2 separate regions of the Homo sapiens genome follow, and region 1 is linked to region 2. A link is a loop called in an ENCODE intact Hi-C map of the cell type or tissue named here. Cell type or tissue: heart right ventricle. All regions are shown on one strand. Each heading gives the region's core, and the rest is flanking DNA. Links, peaks and the distances in the headings are about the cores only. Region 1 overlaps CCDC85A (coiled-coil domain containing 85A). Region 2 has its middle 560 kb from the start of CCDC85A.

Evidence for each region. Hi-C counts contacts between places; a loop is a spot of excess contacts. Peaks named below come from ENCODE experiments on the same cell type or tissue, not always from the same donor. Only the 100,000 strongest peaks of a DNase experiment are listed, where the experiment ranks them.
Region 1: a loop joins it to region 2, with 2.7 times the contacts of the local background. A loop is called at or near these places in 13 of 110 quality-filtered maps.

What each region holds. Positions count from the first base shown.
Region 1 is chr2:56,282,234-56,294,869 of GRCh38, reverse strand. All of the region lies in intron 2 of CCDC85A (coiled-coil domain containing 85A), which reads right to left. Among named protein-coding and RNA genes, the nearest start is that of CCDC85A, 100 kb to the right of the region's middle. RefSeq lists an enhancer at 6,059-7,258. In heart right ventricle, for the core only: a CTCF peak has its summit at 5,478; no DNase peak of the experiment used is centred there; H3K27ac peaks cover 1,236 bases.
Region 2 is chr2:56,742,239-56,754,874 of GRCh38, reverse strand. It overlaps the pseudogene PPIAP63. Among named protein-coding and RNA genes, the nearest start is that of CCDC85A, 560 kb to the right of the region's middle. In heart right ventricle, for the core only: a CTCF peak has its summit at 5,517 (motif pointing right); no DNase peak of the experiment used is centred there.

The DNA of each region.
Region 1 (12,636 bases), core at 3,091-8,090, 460 kb after region 2:
CCGGCCTTAGTAGTTACCATGTACTACTTTGCACCCAAAGCCCTCTTCAAAGCACCAAGACTTATAGTGACTTAAGAGTTTTAAATGTGATATTTTCTGGCAGTTCTCCTCTGCAATCCAGCAACCCAGAAACATTATCACTTTTTCATACATAAATCTCTAAGTTCTGATGCTGTTTAGGCAAAGTGTTTTATCTGTCATTGTCAGTCAGTCCCTACATAATCATAGAGGAAATGACTGATAAAAGATGTGAATCAAATTGTCAACTCTGAATAGAGTTATACGCTTGAGATGGACAAGGAAATAAACTAATTCCAAGAAGCCATTCCTAGATCAAGGTCAGTGAGTGCATAACACTGGCCTTAACCATTCCTACAGAATGAATAAAAATGCCATGACTTGGAAATCTGATTTTTTAAAAATTTTATTTAAGTTATGGTATACATGTGCAGGACGCGCAGGTTTGTTACATAGGTAAATGTGTGCCATGGTGGTTTGCCACATCTATCAACCCACCACCTAGGTATTAAGCCCAGCGTGTAATAGCTACTTATCTTGATGCTCTCCTTCCCCTGCCACCCCCCAAAAGGCCCCAGTGTGTATTGTTCTCCTCCTTGTGTCCATGTGTTCTCATTGTTCAGCTCCCACTTATAAGTGAGAACATTCGGTGTTTGATTTTCTGTTCCTGCGTTACTTTGCTGAGGATAATGGCTTCCAGGTCCATCCATGTCCCTGCAATGGACATGATCTCATTCCATTTTATGGTTGCACAATATTCCATTTTCTTTACCCACTCTATCATTGATGGGCATTTGGGTTGATTCCATGTCTTTGCTATTGTAAATAGTGCTGCAATAAACATAAGTGTATATGTATCTTTATAGCAGAATGATTTATATTCCTTTGGGTGTATACCCAGTAATGGGATTGCTGGGTCAAATGGTATTTCTGGTTCCAAATCTTTGAGGAATTGCCACACTCTCTTCCACAATGGTTGAACTAATTTACATTCCCACCAACAGTATAAAAGCATTCCTATTTCTCCACAGCCTCACCAGCATCTGTTGTTTTTTGACTTTTTAATAATTGCCATTCCAACTGGTGTGAGATGGTATCTCATTGTGGTTTTGATTTGAATTTCTCTAATGATCAGTGATGTTGAGCTTTTTTTCATGTGTTTGTTGGTTGCATATATGTCTTCTTTTGAGAAGTGTCTGTTCATGTCCTGTGCCCACTTTTTGATGGAGTTGTTTTTTTCTTGTAAATTTAAGTTCCTTGTAGATCTGAATATTAGACCTTTGTCAGACGTTTTCTCCCATTCTGTAGGTTGCCTGTTCACTCTGATGATAGTTTCTTTCGCTGTGCAGAAGCTCTTTAGTTTAATTAGATCCCATTTGTCAATTTTTGCTTTTGTTACAATTGCTTTTGATGTTTTTGCTATGAAATCTTTGCCTCTGCCTATGTCCTGAATGGTACTGCCTAGATTTTCCTCTAGGGTTTTTATAGTTTCGGACTTTACATTTAAGTCTTTAATCCATCTTGAGTTAATTTTTGTATATGGTGTAAGGAAGGCGTCCAGTTTCAATTTTCTGCATATGGCTAGCCAGTGGAAAACTGATTTTACAGGCCTATCTCTGGTATAACTTTGGCTTTTCTCCACATGGAATCCTCCAGCCTAGAATGTTGTAACAAGTACATCTGGTAGACAGCTAACGGGACCTAATACATGCCACAGATGTTAACTCCCCTTCTATCAAAGCTGCCAGCCAGTACCCAGGGGGCATGAGCTCTGACTCTGGTCTTCTCCAGCTGGGGGTAGCCTGGTCCACTCATTGCCCTGCACTGTAAACCTGCTCTCATTTCTATGTGTGCCATGACATGGAAAAGCTGGAATGGTGCTCTAAACCCCCTTGATTTCTGCCAACTTGACTATCAATTGGGTTTAGAAGATTATCTGCTCTATTTTAAAATCTAAGGAAAGTGATGCCAATATAGGTTTGCACACTATCTCATGTTCAGCTTCTTTTTATAAGCAATATCATAAATGTCAATGATGGGCCATAATGGAATAGAATGATACTCAGCCAGAAACAAAAATCCTTCCCTATGACAGCCACAGTGTCTTCATGGCCTCTGAGAAGAAGTATGTACAAATGATATATCCAGGGGTCTCATGTCCCAGTGTAAGCCAGAATGAATCATATAGAGTTATTTATTTCCTTATGTATTTATTTATTGCCTAGGTGAGAGGCAGGTACGAGAGGCCTACAACACTAAAAGCAGGCAAAACTAATTTATTTTCCCCATCCTACTTAAATCTAACTAAATAATCACATCATTCTCCTCTTTTCAGGAGACTGAGAGAGGGTTGTGGAAGGCAGAGGGGTCTATAGGTCCCTGTGAAGACCAAAACTAAAAGGTCTGGACCAAAAGGAAATAGGAGAAAATGTGTATCCTTTATCAAGTTGAAAATTATACTGCAACTCAGGCCGGATGTGGTGGCTCACTCCTGTAATAGCAGCACTTTGGGAGGCCGAGGCGGGTGGATCACGAGGTCAGGAGATTGAGACCATCCTGGCTAACACGGTGAAACCCCGTCTCTACTAAAAATACAAAAAAATTAGCCAGGTGTGGTAGTGGTTGCCTGTAGTCCCAGCTACTCGGGAGGCTGAGGCTGGAGAATGGCATGAACCCAGGAGGTGGAGCTTACAGTGAGCTGAGATGGCGCCACTGCACTCCAGCCTGGGCGACAGAGCAAGACTCCGTCTCAAAAAGAAAAAACGAAAAGAAAATTATACTGCATCTCAGAATGTGCCTGTGATGCAATAATAAATGTTTTTAACTCAGGCATTTGTTTTACTGAGACACATGTCTCAAATATGCCTAATCCCCTCCATCTGTCTCTTTAAATACCACTGTAGTGCAAGCTAGCCTTTGCCATCTCTCACCTGGGCCTGCACCAGCCTCCCACTGGGCTCTCTACTTCCACTCATCCTGGCTACAATTCTCCCTTCAGGAGTCAGCGTGAACGTTCTCACAGGTAAATCAGGTTACATCCTCCCTCTCCCTAAAAGTCTAAAAAAAAAAAAAAAAAAAGCCTTCCCATTTTTCTTTGAGTAAAAACCAAACATGTAATTCAGCCTACAGGGCCTTACGTGTTCTATCTACATTTCCAACCTTTCATGCTATGTGTCCCTTTGTCTACAAAGTTCCCAACACATCAGGCTCTGATAGCCCACCAAACATTCTTTCCCACTTTAGGGTCTTTGTACTTACTGATCTCTCTGATCTTCTCCCAAATTTTCAAGGGAACAGTATCTTTCTACCCTTTAAATCTACAGCTTAAATATCATCTACTCAGGGAGGCCTTTTCCAATCGCCTTAGCCATAGTAGCCCCCACACTGCTATTTTCTCTGCAGCCACTGTCACTTACTTTACAGCACTTACCACCAGCTCTTTTCACTAACTAATGATATGTTCAGTCCATTATGCCTTTATCTCACTCTCTAATGCTGTCTTGTTCACCCCAGTGCCCAGCACAGTGCCTGTCTCCTAATGGAGGTCTCCATCAGTACTTGCTGATTGACTAATAGATGAATAAATGAGAACCCACAATATGGTTAGATCCATCTATGCATCTTTTTGTCACTGAGCCTCTACTCAAAGATTAAGACATCAAGTTTTTCTTAGTTCTCTCATTATTCTACGTGTACTCCTCAAAATTTGCCTCTATATGAGAAAGGAATACATTTACATTTTACAAAAACCGAAGTTTCACAATTCATCATCAGTTGTGCCAATAGCAACTGCCATATAACCCGCAACATAAGTTCTTCAAATAATCCCCCAAAAGAGTTACATGGTCAAATGAATCTGCAAAACACTACACATTTTTTTTCTTTTTCTGGTTTTGGCTTGGAAACCCACAGTGTGTTTTAGCATATTAAAGACACCAAAAGAATTACAGTAAGGAAACCTGACTTTGTTTTAACCCAAGATTTTCCAAGCTCGTGGCAAAAGAGCCAATTTTTCTACTAATGCCAATTAACATCCCTACAAACTAGTATACCTCAAAATAGAATTTGGAAACAATTTTCTAGATAACTGTATAGAGGAAAGTGCCAAATGTAGTTTTCTTGAGAGATGTCCTTTTGGTTCACAGTAAAGAAGCTGGTGATAAAATTTGAAACATTAACAATGATAATTAAAAATCAATTATCTATAGACCAGGGGTTTTGATTACATAATTTCAGAATTATCTACACTATTTGCTTCTTCTGCCTGTCTTCTAGATAGTTAAATGATCACCACTAGTGATGTTATTAACTATGGATTCAACAAACAGCTAAGTTTGAAACAGTGAAACAGCAAAATTTCACCATGGACACAAATATAATTCATTTGCCATAGTAGAGGGGCACAGAATCAGGCATATTTGATCACCTGTAAACACAGGAAATGGCAAAAAAAGCCTGTTCTCTTTCCCACCCCCACAGCTATAAATGACAGATATTCATAGGGCCCCTCCAACCAAAACCAGAAAAAAAAAGCAGACTGAAAAAAATAGAGATTCCATGTTAGTATTAGCAAAAATGTTACACCTCTATCATTTACATGGATTATATAGTTAATAATTAACTAGCTAGGATGACAGAAAGATAATGGCTTAAATCTAAGACTGATCTTTGAGTGATTACAGACATAGAGCTTGAGGACTCACTACAATTGAAATGTCAGCACTGATGCAAGAATAAAAGAAGAGAATTATAGAAGGATGTGGCCAGAATAGGGCAGAGCAGAGCAGCAGACTGTAGAATAACTCAGAACCAGACAATAGCAGGAAATGAGGGTCTGGCTTGAACCAGGACAATCACCACCTCGACCCCTCTGGGATAAGGTTTGACCCATAGCCTAGTACCAGAGACAAGTTCTTCAGTTTGATCTGCAGTTGAAATATAAAATATTAAGTATTAAAATAGAAACCATCTGACAAAGATATCATACTTTACTGCCAGCGTGTTCTTATAAGACCAGAATGTCCTGGTGGACTTTAACTATACCCCCTCCAAAAATAATAAAACCATTAAATTAAGCTTCATTAATTGAAAACTCATGACAATTCGGACAACAGAGATGAGGTTTACATACTCTGTAAAAAGTAGATGGAAAGCAGATGAATAGTGGAAAGAAGATGGTAGGGATGACCACTGAGATCTTTTCAAGATCTGGTCCATGCCTACATCTCCGCCTCACCTCTCACAATCTCCCATGCCACCTCTACCACTGTTGTACCCTGTGCTCCAAGCATACTAAACTACATAGACTCCCAAGTGTGCCACCCTCTCTCATGCTGCTCCCTCTGGTTATAATGTCCTTCTACCACCCATATCACCCCCTTTGCCCAATGAAATCCTACTCAACTTTCAAGACTTGGCTCAGATGCCTTTCATGAGCTCCTCTTCAACCCAACCTGGGGTAACTGCATCCCCTAGTGTTCATACAGTCCTATCAGAATACTTACACTATGTTGGATGATCTATTTTCTTGACAACTTATTTGCCAGGCCTATATCCCCATGTCTGTCATACTGAATAGTAAACAATAACCAATAAGCATAGGTAGAATAAATAAATACATTAAAAAAATCCATATGCAAAGAACAGAGAGAAAAAAAGAGTGGTAATCTGAATCTGAAGTCAGCTGATAATAAGAAATCATGGGTCCTGTGTTGCCTACTGACTTATGAACCTGAATACTTTCATTTGGCATGCTAACTACAGCTTGGGCAGTTCTGCCTGTACCCTGGAACCCGGGTCAGCACTCCAGGTCCTTATCTCATTCTAGTGCTACTTAGGCCACCTCTGCTTACATTATTGAAACTCTTACTGCCATGTTAGTGAAACTATCAGCAACTAAAGGGTCATAAGGCTCTCTGTACACAGACCTTTAGAAATAATTATCACTTCACTGCAGAGAGCAGATGTGATTTCTCCCCGCAACACAAGTCATGTGAACCATTAATGTAGACACCAAATTACACATTTTCAAGGTTCACTGACTAGGAAAATGGTGTTAATTTTGGTGCTCTGGTCTTAGGATGTATAATTTAGGCACAAACAGATTTGTTTTTTAAAAAATATTGATTTAACTTTAATGATGATTTTTGGGGTGGGGGGGGCATGGTGGGAAGAAGCAACAGGGCCCCAGGAGATGAAATGCATTTCTCTATCGGTGTGTTGGAAAATACACCACTAAACTCGGTTCTGGAAATGTCATTTTCATGCCAAATTAAAGGTAAACATAATTATGTCTCACACATCAAAAGTACCTAATTAGACACACTCTTTGAGGCTAAAATATGCATGCAGACATAACTAATTTTAACTTACTTCATAATAACTTCATTATTTATGAAGTATCAATCAAAAACATTAAACTAGTTTGTATTTATAAGAAGATCTTAAAAACTGACAGTGATTTCCATTGTAATTCATTCCCGGTTTTCTGCTTTGGGAAATACACAAGTGTCTGTTCCTTTTTATCTTGATGCTAAAAGGAAAAAAAAAAAAAGAACCAAAGGAAATTTTAAGTAAGGAGTGGTGGGAAGTGAAGATAAAGCTTTGTGAGTCATGATGAATTTGCCACAAATAAAAATGCTGGGACTGTGACCAGGTAGAAAACTATTCATCACACAAATCTGAAGACCTCTGTCTACTCCATCCCTCTGTAATGAATAATTACCATGGCATTAGTGCTCCTACTCAGCTGTGGGGAGTAAACTGTCAATCATCCCAAGATATGGGTTCAGGGGTGAAGCTGACGCCAGGCTCTGTAAAGGAGCCTCTGAGAAGGACTGGATGGAAAGAGACCCCAAAGCTTCCCCAGAGGGCCTCTGCTATGATTTAAAACACCCTATGGCAGCTCTCTGTGGAAGACGAAAAACTCAAAGACAACAGGAAAGAAACTTAAAAGGCCTACAGTCCTGCTCTAAATAGGAGAAAAATTTCACACTCCCAAAAGTAGTCCACATTTATATGCACAGAATGTTGTATGCTGGGTGCTACAATGTCCCATTTCTTAAAATCAGGCAAACTGTGAAAAGAGGAAGAATTTGAAAATGGTAAAGTGAGAAAATAAAGGAGAAAGAATTGGCTTAGAGCCAAGAAAGAAGAGGCCTGTAAACACTGTCTCTGAAAGGGTGAGTTTGGTGTAGATCTGACAGAAAAAGAATGTGAAATGACACAGAATCAACCATACAACTCTAATATGCATTCCACAAAGAATGTGACTTCAACTTCAGATCATGACAGAGTTATTGGAACTGGGTCTGTCTGTCCTCCTGCCATAAACAACTAGAAAGTTGGTGGAATACTGGCCTGTTTTCAGACATTGGACAATAGGCAATGGAAGATAGTAATTGTTGAGAGAAGAGAAACTGTCAAGATGAAATCATGTTTGCCCTGGTTTTCTGCCTGAGGACACTTTCCAGACTGTGGCAAAGGAAAGTGAAGCCCAAGTAGAGAACTATGTCCCTGAACTGAGGAGATGCAAATTGAAGCTCGCAGCCACTGAAGCAACCAGAATGTGTAGGGCAGAGTACTGGAAATAAGACAATTCCACAGGAGGAAACAGGGCACTTAGAAGTTAGCTTGAAGGTCTCCCATGAGTCCTTGACAAAAGTCTGGGTTACAAAAGTGAAGAGTGAAACTCTGTCAGCCCTAGCAGAAAGTAACTACTGCAAGCCTGGGAGATGAACAAAAACACCAGATGTCATAACTATGCTGAGAGACATTGGAGCCCTGGTTCAGTCAGAGTGGAAAGATGTCAAACACCTCAGCATTCAGTTAAAACCACAGAAAGGGCACCCCTTGGAGAAAACACCACTCCCTAAAGTAAAGGTCGTGTCTGTAGGTATAAGGATAAAACCTAAAATAGAGCCAACCTAAAGGGGAATAAAACCAAGTCCAACAGGATCAAGAAAACCCACCAGTAATTTAACTGCTTTCCAGAAGAAAATTCAATTTCCTTTCAAAGAACACAACATACCCCAGATTCCCTACCAGGAATTATCCTTGATGTCCAATTTACAATAAAAAATGAACAAGTCATACAAAAGTAGAAATACATGACTCATAATAAAGAAAAATAAGCAGCCAATACAGAGACCAAGAGATGACCCAGATGTAAAAATGAGTAGATGGGATTTTAACATAGTTATTATAAATATGTTCAAGGGCTTAAAGGAAAATATGGACATATAAATGAACATATGGAGAAATCTTAGCAGAGATATGAAATATATAAAAGAAAGCCAATTCTAGTAGTAAAAAGTAATATGAAAAATTTAGCAAGTAGTCTTAGTAGCAGATTGAAGACTACAGCATAGAGGATCAATGAGTTGGAAGACAAATCAATAGAAATTATCCAATTTGAAGAACATAGATGAAAGCATTTTAAAAAAATTTTTTAAAAACAGCCTCAGTGAAGACAGCTTCAATAATACTAAGTGGTCTAACGTGCAATTGTTAGCTGACAGAAAAAGAAAAGAGACAATGGAACAGAAAAATATTTGAAGAAATACTAGCTGAATATTTTCCAATATGATGAAAAACATCTACCTATAGATCCAAAAAAGCTCAGTGAACCATAAATACAGAAATACAAAACAAATTACAACTAGGCACATAATGTCAAACTGCTAAAAATCAAAGATACAGAAAAAAATCATACAAGCAGCCTGAGAAAGATGCGTACATTAATGACAGAGAAATAATTATTCAAATTACAACTGGCTTCTCATCAGAAATAATGGACCCAAACAACAATAAAACATCTTTATATTGTTGGGGGTCGGGGTGGGGGGGACTGTCAACCCAAAATTCTATACCCAATAAATATATCCTTCAAATCTGAGGTTGAAAAAAACCATTTGCAGAGATAACACAGCCTAAGAAGATTTATATCCAACAGACCTGTACTACAAAAAGAAATTTCTTCAGGCTAAAGGCAAATGATACCAGCCGAACACACATAGGAAGCAAAGAACAACACTGGAAATAGTGCATATGTGGGCAAATATAAAAAGCAACCCTTTTTCTCTTAACTTCATTAAAAGAAAACTATTTAAAGGCATATAGTATAGGGTTCATAATGCATATAGTATAGGGTTTATAATGCATATAGAAGTAAAATATATGACATAACACAAAAGCCAGGGGAGTAAAATGTAATTATATAATAAAAAATTCTTAAACATGAAGTGTAGATAAGAATATTATTAATTATATTATTAATTATATTATATTATATATTATGTTATATTATATATAAATAATATAATTACATTATTAATATAATATACTATAATAATATTATTAATGTAATATTAATATAATATAATTAATAATATAATTAATTATATTATTAATATAATTAATCGATAAGAACATTAAATAAAATGTACTCGGCCAGGTGTGTTGGCTCACGCCTATAATCCCAGCACTCTGGGAGGCCAAGGTAGGTGGATCACTTAACGTCAGGAGTTCAAGATCAGTCTGGCCAACATGGTGAAACCCCATCTCTATGAAAAACACAAAAAAATTAGCTGGGCATGGTGGCATGCGCCTGTAATCCCAGCTACTTGGGAGGCCGAGGCAGGTGAATTGCTTGAACCTGGGACGTGGAGACTGCAGTGAGCTGAGATTGTGCCACTGCACTCCAGCCTGGGCGACAGAGTGAGACTCCATGTAAAAGAGAAAAAAAAAAAAGAAAGAAAAGAAAGGTAAGTCAAAACTCTATTCAAAAAGCAGACACTGCCAGACTGGATGAAAACACAAAATCCAACATTTTGCTGTCTTAAAGAGACTAATATAAAATGTAAAGCCATATATATGGGGTCAAAGTAAAAGGATGAAGAATATATACCATGCAAATAATCTGCATAAGAAAGCTGGTGTGGTTATGTTAATAACAAAAAATAGTCTTTAAGACAAGGATTATTATTGTAGATAATGAAAGACAATTCATAATGATTAAAAGGTCAACTTTTTTGGAAGATAAGTTGTAAATACTTATCAGTTATAAATACTTATGTGCATAAGAAAAGAACTTCAAAATAAAAGAAGCTGATAGAACTAAAGGCAGAGAGACAAACACACAAGAGCAAACCAAACATTAGTAAGGATTTAGAAGATTTGGGCTGGGCATGGTGGCTCACGCCTGTAATCCTGGCAGTTTGGGAGGCCAAGGCAGGTGGATCACTTAAGGTCAGGAGTTCAAGACCAGCCTGGCCAACATGGTGAAACTCCATCTCTACTAAAAATAGAAAAATTAGCTGGGCCTGGTGGTGCACACCTGTAATCCCAGCTACTCAGGAGGCTGAGGCAGGAAAATCACTTGAATCTGGAAGGCTGAGGTTGCAGTGAGCCTAGATCACGCCACTGCACTCCAACCTGGGCAACAAGAGTGAAACTCCGTCTCAAAAAAAATAAGAAGATTTGAACGTTATCAATCAATATGACTTGAAGAACATTTAGAAATCACTATATTCAGAAATGTAGAATTCAGATTCTGTCAAGTGCAAACAGAATATCAATCAAGAAAGAGCAATAAAAGACATAATAAATTTCAAAAATGTTGAAATATTATAGATCATAATATGGGAAAACAATAGAAATAAACTAGAAATCAATAAGGATATCTAGCAATGCCCAAGTATTTAAAAATTAAACAACACATTTGTAAATAACCTATTTATCAAAGAAAAAAATCACAGGGAAATAGAAAGTAATGAATGACAAAAATACAGTATATCAAAATTTATGAGATGTAAATAAAGCAATGCTTAGAGGGAAATGTAGAGTTTTAAATACTTAGAAAAGATAAAAGGTTTAAAATCAGTGATTTAAGTTTCCTTTTTAAGAAGCTATGGAAAAAGACAAGAAAATTAGACCCAGAGTAAATAGAAGAAAATGATATAGGTAATACAAATTAACTTAAGTAGAAAACGCACAAACAATAGACAAAACTAACAAAGCTAAAGTTTGTTCATTGGAAAGATCAGTGAAATTGACAAACTACTATCAATACAGATCAAAATAAGAAAATAATACAAATTGGAAATGTCAGAAAGATATGTCATTACAGATCCTACAGATATCACAACTCATACCAGTAATTTTACTAATGTAAATGAAATAGATTTCCTTGAAAAATACAAGTTACCAACATTGATTCAAGAAGAATCAGCATAACTCTAATGCCAAAAACCAACCAAAGAACCATTTTATGTTTAAAAGTTACATATCAGAATTCATCATAAAAATAGACCAAAAGAATCAAAAAGCAAATCTGGTGAAAGTAATAGTAAATCCAAAACCAGCAAATGTTAGAAAAGAAACTTTCATAACCAAGTGGAATTTATTCAAAAAATAAGTTTGAACAGTCAAAGTGAATCAGTGTAACACATTTTAGTGTAATAAAGAAGAAAAGCCATATTGTCACCACAGTCACCAAAAAATTTGACAAAATTAACACCTATTCATGATTTTAAGAAAAACTCCCAAGAGACTGGAATAGAAGGAAGAACATTATGAAGAATATCTACAAAAAGTGACAAGTAACACTGTGAAATACTGAATGCTTTTCCTCTAAGATCAGTAGATGAGTAGAGTACTTCTACCGAGTATAGCATTTGAGTTCTGAGTATGTACATCAACACAATAAAAATAAATAAACTACACATATTGGAAAGTAAGAAGTAAAACTGTCTTTATTTGCAGATACATGATTGTTTACATAAAAATCCTAAATATTTTACTAAATATCTACTAGAATAAAAGAATTTAATATTGTCGTAGGATACAAGGTCAATATATAAAAATCAACTGTGTATTTCTATATACTAGAAGAAAAAAAGAAAACATTTTAGTACCATTAACAATACTATAAAAATTAAGTCATTAGGAATGAATTTAACAAAAGATGTGCAGTGCTACTATTCTATAAAGTACAAAACACTGCTAAGAGAAATTAAAGCAGTCCAAATAAATGAAAAGTATGGCCGGGAATGGTGGCTCACGCCTGTAATCCCAGCACTCTGGGAGGCCGAGGCGAGAGGATCACATGAGGTCAGGAGTTCGAGACCAGCCTGGCCAACATGGTGAAACCCCGTCTCTACTAAAAATACAAAAATTAGCTAAGCATGGTGCCGCATGCCTGTAATCCCAGCTACCTGGGAGGCTGAGGCAGGAGAATAGCTTGAGCCTGGGAGGCGGAGGTTGCGGTGAGCCGAGATCGCGCCATTGCACTCCAACCTCGGCAACAACAGCTAGACTCCATCTCAAAATAAATAAATAAATAAATGAAAAGTCAATGAGAAGATTTCATATTATTAAAATATATAGACACAACACAATCCAAATCAAAACATCAGTCTTTCTTTGTAGAAATTGATACAATTACTTTAATATATACTTGACCTCAAATTGTTGAAATAATCTTAATCAACAACAACAAAAATGTAGAGGACTCACACTATTTGATTTCAGGACTTACTACAAAGCTACAGTTATCAAGACAGTGTTGTATTAATGTAAGGACAGACAAACATAACAACAGAATCTAAAAAAAGATCC
Region 2 (12,636 bases), core at 3,306-8,305:
CATGTGACTTTAAGAATGGTTGTCAACTTGATTACTGGAAAGTGTCCCCTGAACTGAAAAGAACATCACAGCATAAAATTCTGCCCCTGCAGCTAAAATGGCCTGGCTGCTTCCTCACCAGCAGCTGATGCCAGGCATCCTTTTACTACACCTGCTAGGCAGCCAACTGGGGGAAGCTGCTAGTGCTGTCAAAACTACACAAAATGTTAAAGATAAAAGGATTAGGTGCTGTGTTCGAGAAGGGGTGGAGGATTCAGCACTATACAGAGGACACCTGGAATGATTTTTCAGGCTGGGGAATCAACGGGGAAGACTTAGTTGGAGTTATGTAGATTCCAAAGTAGAGGGTGGGGAAAGAAGTGTGGGAAGCAATTGGGCACACCTTTAGGAAAATCCTTTATCTAAACCTCTCATGGCTTCCCAGGCATCCTGCCAGTTTGGGGTGATCACATCAATATTTATAGCACACCGCGTCAGGGTGCCTATGTTCCCCAGCAGGGGCGATTAATATGTTATATCAACACCTATGACACGACACATTTTATTTCTGTCAACAAAGAAAGAGGTTTCTACTTTCTCTGTCAGCTGAATACCGAAACCTTTTATTTTGCACAATAAACCATCTATCGCTGCAGCTGAAAGATAGATGCTGAACTGCAGTCAATTCTTTAAATAGGTTTCTTCAACTGGCCAGGTGGCCTGTATCAAAAACGAGAAATTCTACTTTTGGTGGGAATAGGCAGACATGACGGGAGGCGTGCAAGGAAAGAAGTGCTTGTTATGGTTTTCAACACAGATATTTGGCACTGAACTGTATACGGCGAGGGAACTACGCAGGGTTTCTGTCCTCAAAAAATTCTGAAATAACGCTAATAAATATGACACATATGACATTAATCTTTTGAGATTATTCTTGAAAAAAATAGTAATATCAAAAGCCTACTCTATAATACTGAGTGACTAAAGGCAAGGGATGCAAAACAATATTTAGTATGCTGCAAATTATTAAAAATACTACGTGTATAGGTATGTATGTTTGCGTGTGTTTAGAGAAAGGCCAAGAACTATATCAATCTTTAACCATGGTTGATGCTGAGGATGTAATTGTGTGTACTTTTTATTTTCTGTGTTAGTTCCCATATTATAAAATACTCTATAATGTATATATATAAAAGATACCAACATAAAAATAAGAAATGCAGGGCACTTTATTTTTAAACAGTGCTTTCTTCTTAAGACATTGAGGTGCCAAGCAAGTGTTAATTTCTAGAATTATGATAAGATGGAAAAATGGATCCCTTGGAGTTCCATTAACAATAAAAACAGCTTTTGTAATTTCCCTCTTAAAAAAGAGAAAACAAGCCCTAGTTTCTTAGATAAGAGAGGAGCACAGTTTGATTTTTTTGTAGTGTGGAAATGAGTTTACTAAGAAATGAAAGTTGGTTGACCCAGGGCTGCAGATCATGCCACAGGTGTTGCTGAAGGTTTTCTCTGTAAAACTGAGTGGGCTGAGGTGAAACTGGGGCTATGGTTCTCCTGTTTGTGCTAGCTGATCCCATCTGAGTGCCGCATCACCACTTCCAGAAATGAGTATGCATGAACTCTTCATGATCCATAGGACTCTAGGCAACATATTCTTGGTATCTACTGAGTTTTTATCACTAATGTTAATGAAGAAATAGATTCTTTGGAGCTGTAAACATCATCAAAATATTCACAGAGTTAATGGGAACAGTTGATTGCAATACACATATACCAGGCCCAAAGTGAGTTCTTGTCCACTTGTCAGGCAAATTGACTTCTTCATAAAATGGCAAAATATTATCTGGCTTATGATTTCTGAAATTTGATAAGAAAATTATGATGGTGCTAGCTGGAATATTTATTAAGAGACTTGTTGTCAGTGTGTTACCTACATTATATCATTTAATTATTACAATCATCCCATTAGGTACATTTTTCTACTATGCCCATTTTGGAGCTGAAGAAAGAGTCTTCGATTAAGCAATTTGCCCACATTCTCACAAATAGAAAGTTGTGTTACAGGAACATAAATACAGGTTTCTTTCACTCTGAAGCCTTTCTGTCTGACACAGCAGATTATTATCCCAAAGACAAAGCTTATGCTTTCCAATAATTTATTCTGAGCATCTATTATGTTCTCAGCATTATTCTCTGTGCCATGGGAGATACAGTGCCCTGGCAATGTTTGACTTTGCCCTCAAATGTTTACAGTCTTAATAGACAAGGCAAATAAATACAAGTAAAACAATTAGCAAATAATTCAAAAGGCAATAATTAAGTGATAATAAAATAAAAACAAGTGACAGCATAATATCACATACAGAGTTTATATTTGAAGTCAAAAACATGGGTTTAAGCAAAGTTCTGTCACATGTCCATATGACTTTAGGCAAATTACTTAACTTGAATCTCGTTCTCTCTCTCTCTCTCTCAGGGATTTGTCTGTCTTTACTGGACTCATATCTGAGATATGAGAAGTTTGTGTGTAAAGCAAAAGGAACTATTTCACCCAATGTCTCTTCCAAATGCTGAGGCACATGCAGCACTGCTTGGATTCACCTCTGAGAGTTGACAACATTAAGACAAACCTGGAGCCAAGTGTACCTCTCTACTAGGAGGGTTCTAGTACCCACAAAGAGGCAGAGAAATAAAAGGCCTGATGCCTGGTGAAGTAGCTACAGAGCCACTGGGGAGAGCAACAGTGGGACCCAGGAAGCAGGTAAGAGACAGTGGGACCCAGCAGAGCGGGGGCAGAGCAGAGGTAGCACTTGGAAAGACACTATCAGAAACATACTAAACTTTGTGGGACTGGGGCAAGAGAAAAAATGAAATCAAGGTAACATACATCTAAATAATTAACATTTATAAGTAGAACTACTAGACTGCCAAATAAAATATGTTCTATCCTCCTGTCTTCATAAGATTCTCAGCTTGACAGCACTGGAAGTGGTTGACTCGCCTCTGGCCAATAGCCTGCAGCTCACCCACTTTTTTTTCTACCCAGGCTCTGCCCAACATTGCAGGTGGCCTCTCAGATACAATGTGAACAACCTAGCCTAAGTGCCTAAGCTCTTTTATAGACCCCACAAACAACTGCCCTGGGCTATCACTCAGGCTTATCAGTGTGTTTTCCCACAGACGGTGGGATCTTCCCTCAGAGGGACAGAATTGGGCAGGTAAGAGCCGGCAGGAAGGTGCTGCTTCTATAGCTGGCAGAATCCTGCAGGGAAGGTAAGTTATGACTGCAAACAGTCTAACCATTTGCAGGAATCTTTCGAAAACTAAAAGAAAGGTAAGAAGTCCTCAAAGCTAAACATTATGACAGGGGTTATTACACCTTTCACATTTGGTATAGATATTTTTGAGGCAACAACACACACAGAGTGCCTCTCGCCCATAAAATAACTCCAGACAAGATACTGAACATGATGAATAAGCATTTGTTAAAAAAATGCATAAATAGACAGAAAAAAAGCATGTGCTTGATCCAAAAGCCATTTAAATCAGAAGGAATTTTTAAAATAAAATCAAAATAAATGAGTGAATAAATAAATATTCAAAAGAAAGTTGAGGTATTGTCATTATCACCATTGTATTGTGAGTGACCAAATAAGCAAGATCAAGTCAAGAAACAAAATACTTATGGTGCAAGTCATGAATTCAAACATAAAATTAAAATATAAAAATCTTACTAATTGTCCATGGAATGAGAGGTAAGTTCTTTGGGCAACGGGTTTTCCAGGTGATTGTATTCTGCCAGTGCAGGCAATGCCTAAGAAACAGCACTTACAAGTGACTCTTAAGAGTTTTACAACAATGAGGCAATTCACACTAAACAGCACGAGCTTTATTTTTTTCAATTTTGGTTATTTAGTTATTATTTCATAATTATAGACTTAACTCTGCAATCCAGCAAGATGTGAAGGGGAATAAGGAAAATATGGAACCCAAAGAATTGCAGCAAAAGCACAAAGATACAGGATATTGCCAGCCTATGGGGTGGAGGGGTGCTCTCTTGAGCTACAGAAGGTATGGCCCAGTGGTTAAGATAAAACACAAGTCAACTTTATTAGAGTTTTCCACAGTCAGCAATGGTAATCTTGCTGGTCTTGTCATTCCTGAACCCAAAGCACTCCATGGCTTCCATGATATTCATGCTCTTTTACCTTGCCAAAGACCACATGATTGCTATCCAACCACTCAGTCTTGGCAATGCAGTGAAAAACTAGGCACTGTTTGTGTTGGGTCTGGTATTCTCCATGGACAAGATTCCAGGACCTGCATGCTCAGGATGAAGTTCTCACCATCAGATTTCCCGTGGTAGAGTGACTTGCTGCCAGTGTCATTAGGGTGTTTGAAATATCCACCCTGGCAGACAAATCCTATAATAATTCTGTGAAAGCAGGAACCCTTACAAGCAAAGCTTTCCTCTCCAGTGCTCAGAGCACAAAAGTTTTCTGCTTTCTTTGAAACTTTGAAAACAGCTTGAAGAGACACAGACTAAAGGTTTACCATAAGGCCACAATGTACAAGCATGGTGGGATTGACCATAGCTGATGACATGCGGCTTCGAGCAGTGGTGGCATCTGCAATGTCAAACAGCATGAACTTTGTATAAATCATGTGACTATAAATGTTTTGGTTGTCAAGTTTATTAGAGCTACTAGTTTTTCCAATCCATAGTGGAAAGGAAGTTATATGAAATGTAATCAAGCTAAGCAATCCTTTCTTGTATCACATAAAACAAGATAAAATAAAGAAAATTTTGTCTTTTTTATGTTAAAAAATAAACCCAGATTGTCTATCTCAAAAACTTGTTCTACCTTATCCTTGGAAGAATTCATGTGAAAAGACCTCTGGGAAAATTGATGACGGAAAACTTACACATTTTTAACACATTGCTCTCTTAACTAAGAGTTACTCCTTGGCAGCCTCAGAGTCTATAAGCAGATATCCTTTTCTTCTATATCAATTTGAGATATAATTTTATTGAGATTCCAACTCACTAGGATTTAAAATGAGACACTTAAGGAAACCAACAGATTCTTTCATGTCCCCAAATTACCTATCTGAAACATTATTTGCCATCAAGGACACTGACTCTGGGAAGTCATGGAGAAGGCTGGCCATTAGGTGATGTTCTCAGCAAGAAGATCACATGGGAGTAATTCCCTGACCCTCCTCTTCATGTTCAAAATAAACCAGCCATCGTTTCATCCTATGTGATCTTCCCAATATAAGCACTGCTAGAAATCCTGGCTTAACCATCCTGAATAAATTTAGCCTATGCAGCCATTCATTGTGTTAAATTCCTTTGCTTCCCTTTGCCTACCACATGTTTACCTTCACTGTGTGTTTTCTATTCAATATCAAAATGTTACTGAATTCATAACAGGTGCTGGTTGACCAAGAGCTTTTTCCATTTTTCTTCTCCCAGTGCCTCCAAAATCAAATGGTTTAAAAATATGTTGTTTCTATCAGTTACCACTAGATGGAGGTACAAATTTTGAAGTGCTACGTAAATGTTACTCATGCATTTCCTGAAAGGTAATGGTACAAAGTCACACATATTATTGTGTTCTTACAGGGCTATACATCCTACTGCCTTGTATAATGCTGAATCCACATACTATTTTAACTCATATTAAGGAAAATATACATATATATTATATATATAATATACCTGTATATGAATAATGGCAAGTCTAAAACTTGTGCATATATATATATACACATTGAAAGATTGAAAGGTCGTTAATAATGAGGTAACTGCTTCTCTGGCATGGTCATAGATAGAGAAAATTCATGGCATATTATTTTATTTGGAACACATTCAGTACTTGACAAAATAGAATAATGTTCGTTGAAATTAGACTGAAGTAAGGGATGTATCTAGGGGACAGTAGACAATAGGTTGAGAACCCCCATGTCTCCTTTCTGCTGCTGTGGGCTTCACATAGGCCTCATGTTTTCTCTGCACCACCCCCCCCAACACCAAGTCACTCCTTATAAAAATCTGCTTTCAAAATGCATCTGGCAGTCTTATTCACATTGAAATATAAATGATTAACATTGTGCTGTGTGCTACCCCATACAGGGAAATTGTTTTTAAATAGGGCCTATAATATTCTCTTGATCCCTGAAATTACTCATAAAGGAGGAACACCAGCCCATACAGAAATGCAGGAAGATTCTGATTTTCTTTTTCTTTACAGTGACATTTGGTACAATGCAGAAAGATGTCTCTAGGCGTGTGATGACTTGGAGAAGCGTAGTTAGCTGCATAATTTCTCAGCCTGGGGTGGCAGCTAGCAAGAGGGAAACTGCATTGACTGCAGCCCGTCAAGAAGAGAACCAGATGAGTCCTTGAGACCTGGGCATTCTGCTCCATGCAGGGAAAAACTAAAGCAAGGTGGGGACTGTGAACTGATAAAATGAGAAATGCAAACAAAAGGAAGACTGATATCTTTTACAGATCTGTGGGGGAATCTTAACTATCCTCCAAGTCTTCGACTATAAAGAAATCAAAATTCACATTATGAGGAATTGGAATTTTAAAAATGGGGCATTACCTAAAGGAGTCCTCAGTATTCATTCTACCTTCAAATATTTGGACTGATTAATTTGTTTTCCTTCTAATCTACGCTACCAATTTAGGAAATGTTACAAAATATCTAGAAAGAGAATTTCTAGAAGTTGCTTTCATTGCAGCAAATAAAAAATGGCAATCTTGGCAAGTTTGCCTCATAAAAATGTATAGCACTTTGATTCTGTACAGGAATGCCTTTTAATATAAATAGATGTCTGCTAATAACTCTGATTAGAAACACTTTGGAGAGAAGAAAATGGGAAGGATGGATCCCATTGACCTTTTTTCCATTTGTTGGGAAAATGCAAATGCCTATTCAGAGTTCAAGCCAGCATCAGTCTTTAATTGCCATGCAATTGTTCTTTAATATGGTTTATTATTGCTTTATAAACTATTGACAGTTTATTCGACAATAGGTTTTTGCCTTCTCTCTTATAGCAAATGTCTCATAAAACAAACAAGCATCTTTGAGACAAATAAGTTAATTACCTTTAACCTGAGACATTTACGTCCATGTGAGCATTAGTGTAATTGGTCAAATGAAAAGATGTGGGTTTATGGAAGCACTGAAAATAGCATGTTGATATATATAGTTTATATATATTCATAAGTTTTCCCAGGGGAAAAAAGCCAACTTAGTGAACTTTTCTACGACACCTGTATTTTATTCATTCACTTATTAAACAAAATTTGAGTAAGCATCTGCAAAAGGAAGGTTTTGTCAGAGTCCTCCCAGAGATTAGAGTCAAGCGTGGTAGATAACCCAAGGATAATGTATAAAAATTTACTTATAATATGGATGAGTACAATAAAGGAAACAGCATATTATGAGAAATTATAATAGGAAACTGGTTTAGTTGGGAGGAGCCACTCAAGGCATCTATGAGAAAGTGGCTTTTGAAGTAAAAATTCTAAAATGACCAGGAATTAGCTAGACAAACAAATCATGGGAACAGAGTCTTGAGCAGAAAGAATAGAACGTCAGAGGGTTCCAAGACAATAACGAGCTTGTCATACTGATAAAATAAAACTTTGCTCACTGAGAAAATGATGCCTCCTCTCCTTTTGGACTCTGACATGTAACATTGGGTTCCTGTTTCAGTAGGGTCCAAACAGAAAACTGATGTCATAAGGATGGTTTCAAATTTATAAACAAGTCAGCAGATTCTAGGAAAACACACACACACACACACAAATGTAGTTAACCTGGGGTTAGCAACCACAGAGCTATTACTATCTTTAGACCAAAGAGAACAATGGAAAAGTGTATAATACAACCTGACAGTGGAGCATCATGTAGAAAAGGCCACCTTGAGTAGAGCAATAACTTTCAGTCTACTGACATAGAGCTAGCTTCACAGTTAGAGAGTCCCACTCTCCTCCCTACCTCTCATTTTCTGCTGAGGCACTTCACTGAAAACCCCACCAGAAGCCAGAGGGAAGAGCCTCTCATAGTAGTCAATACAGCTCAGCCTCCCCAGGTGGCTAACGGAAAAGGTAGAAAGGGATACAGTTGAATCTGGAGGAGCAAATATAAATGCCTGGCACAGTTTGCCATTTCCACAATGAAGAAGGGGTGCCAGGAAGGCGGGTGGCCTTAAGATCAACCATATGCTCATGAAGCAGAAGAAAACTAGCAGCTTTCCATCTTAGCTTCCATTATTTTAACGAGTTTCCTCATCTCTATTATTTCTTTGCCCCCTTGGGTGATTCTACTTCTTATTAGCAAGATTGCTTTCATATTAGCTTCCAATCACACCACATGAGGATACAGAGACCTGATATAACTCTACTTCTCTGCAGGAGTCTCTACACCCTGTTTGCATACTCCTCCAAATTTATGCCTCTAGTATGGTTGCGAATATTCTCACCCATGATGTAGCATGAAATTCTCAGTCTACAAGGTGCATGAGATTTACCTGGTGAGCTTGTTGAAAGGCAAAACCTTGAACCCACCCCTCAGAAATTCTGAATCAGTTGGTCTGGCCTATAACCCTGGAATCTCTATTTAAAACAAGCATGATCTGTGATTCTCATGCATGTGCTTGAAGGAACACATGTTGAGAAACTCTTGGTATAGTTGCTCCACTAAAGACAGCATATTACTGATGATGCATTTCAGAAAAAAAATTAATGTATACAACAATATTTAAGAAAATAGAAATTTTGGTAAAAGCTATATGATGCCAAAAATAGAAACAGAACTATGCAGTGATTTGCTTAATTCACAAGTAAAACTAAAAGTGAATGGAGTTACTACAATAAATATTCAGTTGTTAGTGATGTGAACTGCAAAGGTTTTACATTTTCCTATGATCAATCAGTGAATAATGGTTCATGGTACTTTGGCTTTATATTTCTCTAAGAACTGACCCCCAGGGTCACCTAATTTTAATTTCTAATTGACACATAATAACCTTTGGAATCAACCTAAGTGTCCAACAATAGATGAATGAATAAAGAAAATGTAGTATAAATATATAATGGAATAGTAATCAGCCACTAAAAACAAAATTCTTTTATTTGCAACAACAAGTATGAATCTAGAGGTTACTATGTTAAGTGAAATAAACCAGACACAGAAAAACAAATACTTCATGATCTCACTCATATATGAATCTTAAAAAGTTGATCTCTTAGAAGGAATGATGAGAACAGTGATCATGTAATGATTTTCATACCAACATTTCAAGTCACTGGGGGAGTTTATACCTTAAAGGAAACTTGTAAATTGTTTTGTATTGTTAAATATTTTTTAATGTGAAAGGGAATTCTCTGCAGGATATATCAGCTTTTTTATTTATTTATATTTATAAGGTTTTCATATAGAGAAAAAGTCAATAAACTTTTTCTGTAAATGGAAAGATAGTAAATAGTTTAGGTTTTGCTGGACATAAAATGGTCTCCGCCAAAATTGATCCTGCTATTATAATGTGAAAGGAGCTATAGACAACACAAAAGCAAATTAATTTGTTTCAATAAGACTTTCTTTGTGGTCACCAAATTTATAATTTTATATCATTTTCACAGGTCATGAAAGATTCTTCCTTAATTTTTTTCAACCATTTAAAAAGATGAAAAACATTCTTTCTTCATAGGTTGTGTAAAAAATAGATGCTGGGTTATAATTTGTTGGCTCCTAATTTTAGACAATCTTGGGGGTTATGGTAATTAGAACACATAGAATTTATTTTTTCTTATTCCTAGACATAAAGCATGAAAAATATTAGGTCCTCAAGCAATCCATGATACCTATCTATAATTCCCAACTGGGTCTTAAAGGAAAGATAAGGAAAAAGACAAATCACAAAGACCTGTGATTGAGTCCCAGCTGGTTGTTTCACCTCCACAAACTGTGTCACCTTGGGCAAATTACTTCTCTGTAGGCCTCACTTCCTTCACCTATTGAAGAGGTTGATTATCCCCACTTCACAATGTTACTATGATAATTTTTTTAAAAAGTTAATAATATAAGTATTCACCACTGTGTCTGGTACCTTAAAAATGCCTCTTAAAGATGAACCTCTTTCTCTTTGGTTAAAATAAAAATAATTTACTGATTATAATCAAATCCTGGTATTCACTTAACTGTAGTTCTCAACCTTGGCAGAATATGAGAACTTCCAGGAAGAGTTATAAACTTTTGATGATAGAGCAACAATCCTAACCAAGTAAATCAGTATCTCTTGATGGATGGGACCCAAGACTCAGTATTTTTAAAGCTTCCCAGTGTGCACCCAAGGTTGAAGGCCTTCACCTTTCACCTTGCTATTTCTTAAACAAAAAAAATGAAACATCAATGCTTCTGTTGTCATCATGTAAATGTTGGAGACATTGGTAAGCAGTTTACTTGGTCATTTATCTCTCTCTCTCAAATAGACTTCTCTTCTGCTCCACTACCTGCCCCGCCACCACTCTTGACATCCCACTGCAAGTTGTTTGGGTTATTCTTTATCACTGAGCTCCTACAGTTCCCTATCTCCTCCAATTTTTTCTTATCCTTCCCTCTAACCCCACTTCATCATCACACAGACAGCCAAGGAGGACCTGGCTGGAAAAGCTTGTAGCACGAGCACATGTATCAACTGGAAAGGGAAGGAGAGACTGAGGACATGACCATATCTCTGTGGATACCTAGGAAAGAAATCAAAATTGCTGAAATTGGACCCTCCATCATGAGCAGCCAGAGAGGCAATAGTAATGCCAAGTCTATACAGGATTGCTAAATGACAGGAAGACACCAAAGGTCAACTGGAGTGGCCACATTAGAGGATTCCACTCCAGGTGACTGTAGTAGTCTCAGACAGTAAAGGATCGGAGTTACAGCAAACAGCACAGTACAGAGATGTGATTTAGTGGCCAGTAATGTATATTTTAATCATATTTTTAATTTAACTTTTATATTTTTCATAACTTCACATTCGATACATTTTTCAAATATTAGCATTTGAAAAGCATGAAGCAAGGAGATTGTTAATTCTGTTAAATATATTTTCACTTTTTTTTTTTTTTTTTTACAAAATGCCAGGGTTGCAATATCACGCCCCCCAACACACACACACACACACACACACACACACATACATACAGTTCTGGCATTTTTCCCAGCATTGTAATCACCGCTTCTCGCATCTCCTGATGCGTATGAAGTTTTAGAGGATCTCTTTCTGGCCACCCTCACTGCAGATGAAGCACCATGACCTAGAACTCTCTCTCAATGGGCACTGGTGTTCCAACCAAACTGGCTCAGCTAAACCTTTCCTACCTCACTCGCCAAGCCTTCATGCACATTCCGAAGGTTAACAGTATCCTCTCTTCCAAGGGCTGCCAACAATTAGGTAAGGCAAAGACTGAGAAGATAAACCATATTTGATTGACACCAAATCAATAAATCTTGAATTGGCTGGCTCTTAAGGGGAGATGAAGAAATGGACTCTGTGTTAAATGTAAAATCAGCAGTGGCAGAGCACTGTCGTGAAATAAAAGTTAATATTATCTCAGATTCCTGACAACCATATGACACGTCATGATTTTTAATATTAGATAAAATCTGGGCACCTGTCATGTACTTAAAGCAAGCCACTTTTTTTCTTCTTTAAAATTTTCTTCTAAGACAAATGCATTAACTACAGAGAACAACCTCTCATTTCTTTTTCCCTTCTGCCTCCCCCATCCTGTCTCTCATAGCTCACTACTTTCTCTATTTCCCATTTTTTTTACATTTCTAAGAAAATTGGCAAAACCTTGTTTTTAATAATCCACAGAATTAAAAAAATTATAGTTGGGTATATATCTAGTCACAATAAGCTAAATAACAAATTCAAAATAAATAGCAGTTTCCTTTTGCTCACTTGGAAGCTAAGAATGATTGTGTAAAGGAAACATTTGAGTAGGAATTCACTGCCTGCTGCTGAAAGCCAGGCTTGCTGTAAACATGTACACAATTTAACAAATGAAGATATATTTGTCCAAACATGACCTCTACAGGGGTCTCACAATTCTGCTGTTCCCATTTCATTTCCTTGAGAAGTAAAAGTTACTTTAAAACCTATAGACAGATCCTCATCTTAAGAACACTGCTTGATTTCTGCTCTCCATACTCCACAGAAATATTGAAGACCTAAACTGATTATGAAAACCTCAGTTACCATATTTCTAAATATATTGCATTATTAACAGATGTCACCTGGAAAATAGTTCAAACATTTGTGGTCTCCTTATTTTTAAGTTGCTATCAAGCTTAATATATGCCTACTGATGCTAAATCTGCAGATATAAGCAAAACCTCCACAAAAGCTTAAAACAACTATTTGAAACAACCACAAAAATATGGAAACTTTGTAAATAAAACTTTTGTGAGATAAAAAAAAATACAAAAATCTGCTCCCTCACCCCAGAACCCAGGGAAATGCTATTCATGAAAAAGGAAAGAAAATACTTCCTCACTTTACCCTTGTCAGGGAGACAAAATTTTACCTCTACCCTCCTAGGGTTTTAGACAGAACCTAATAATTAAATTGACA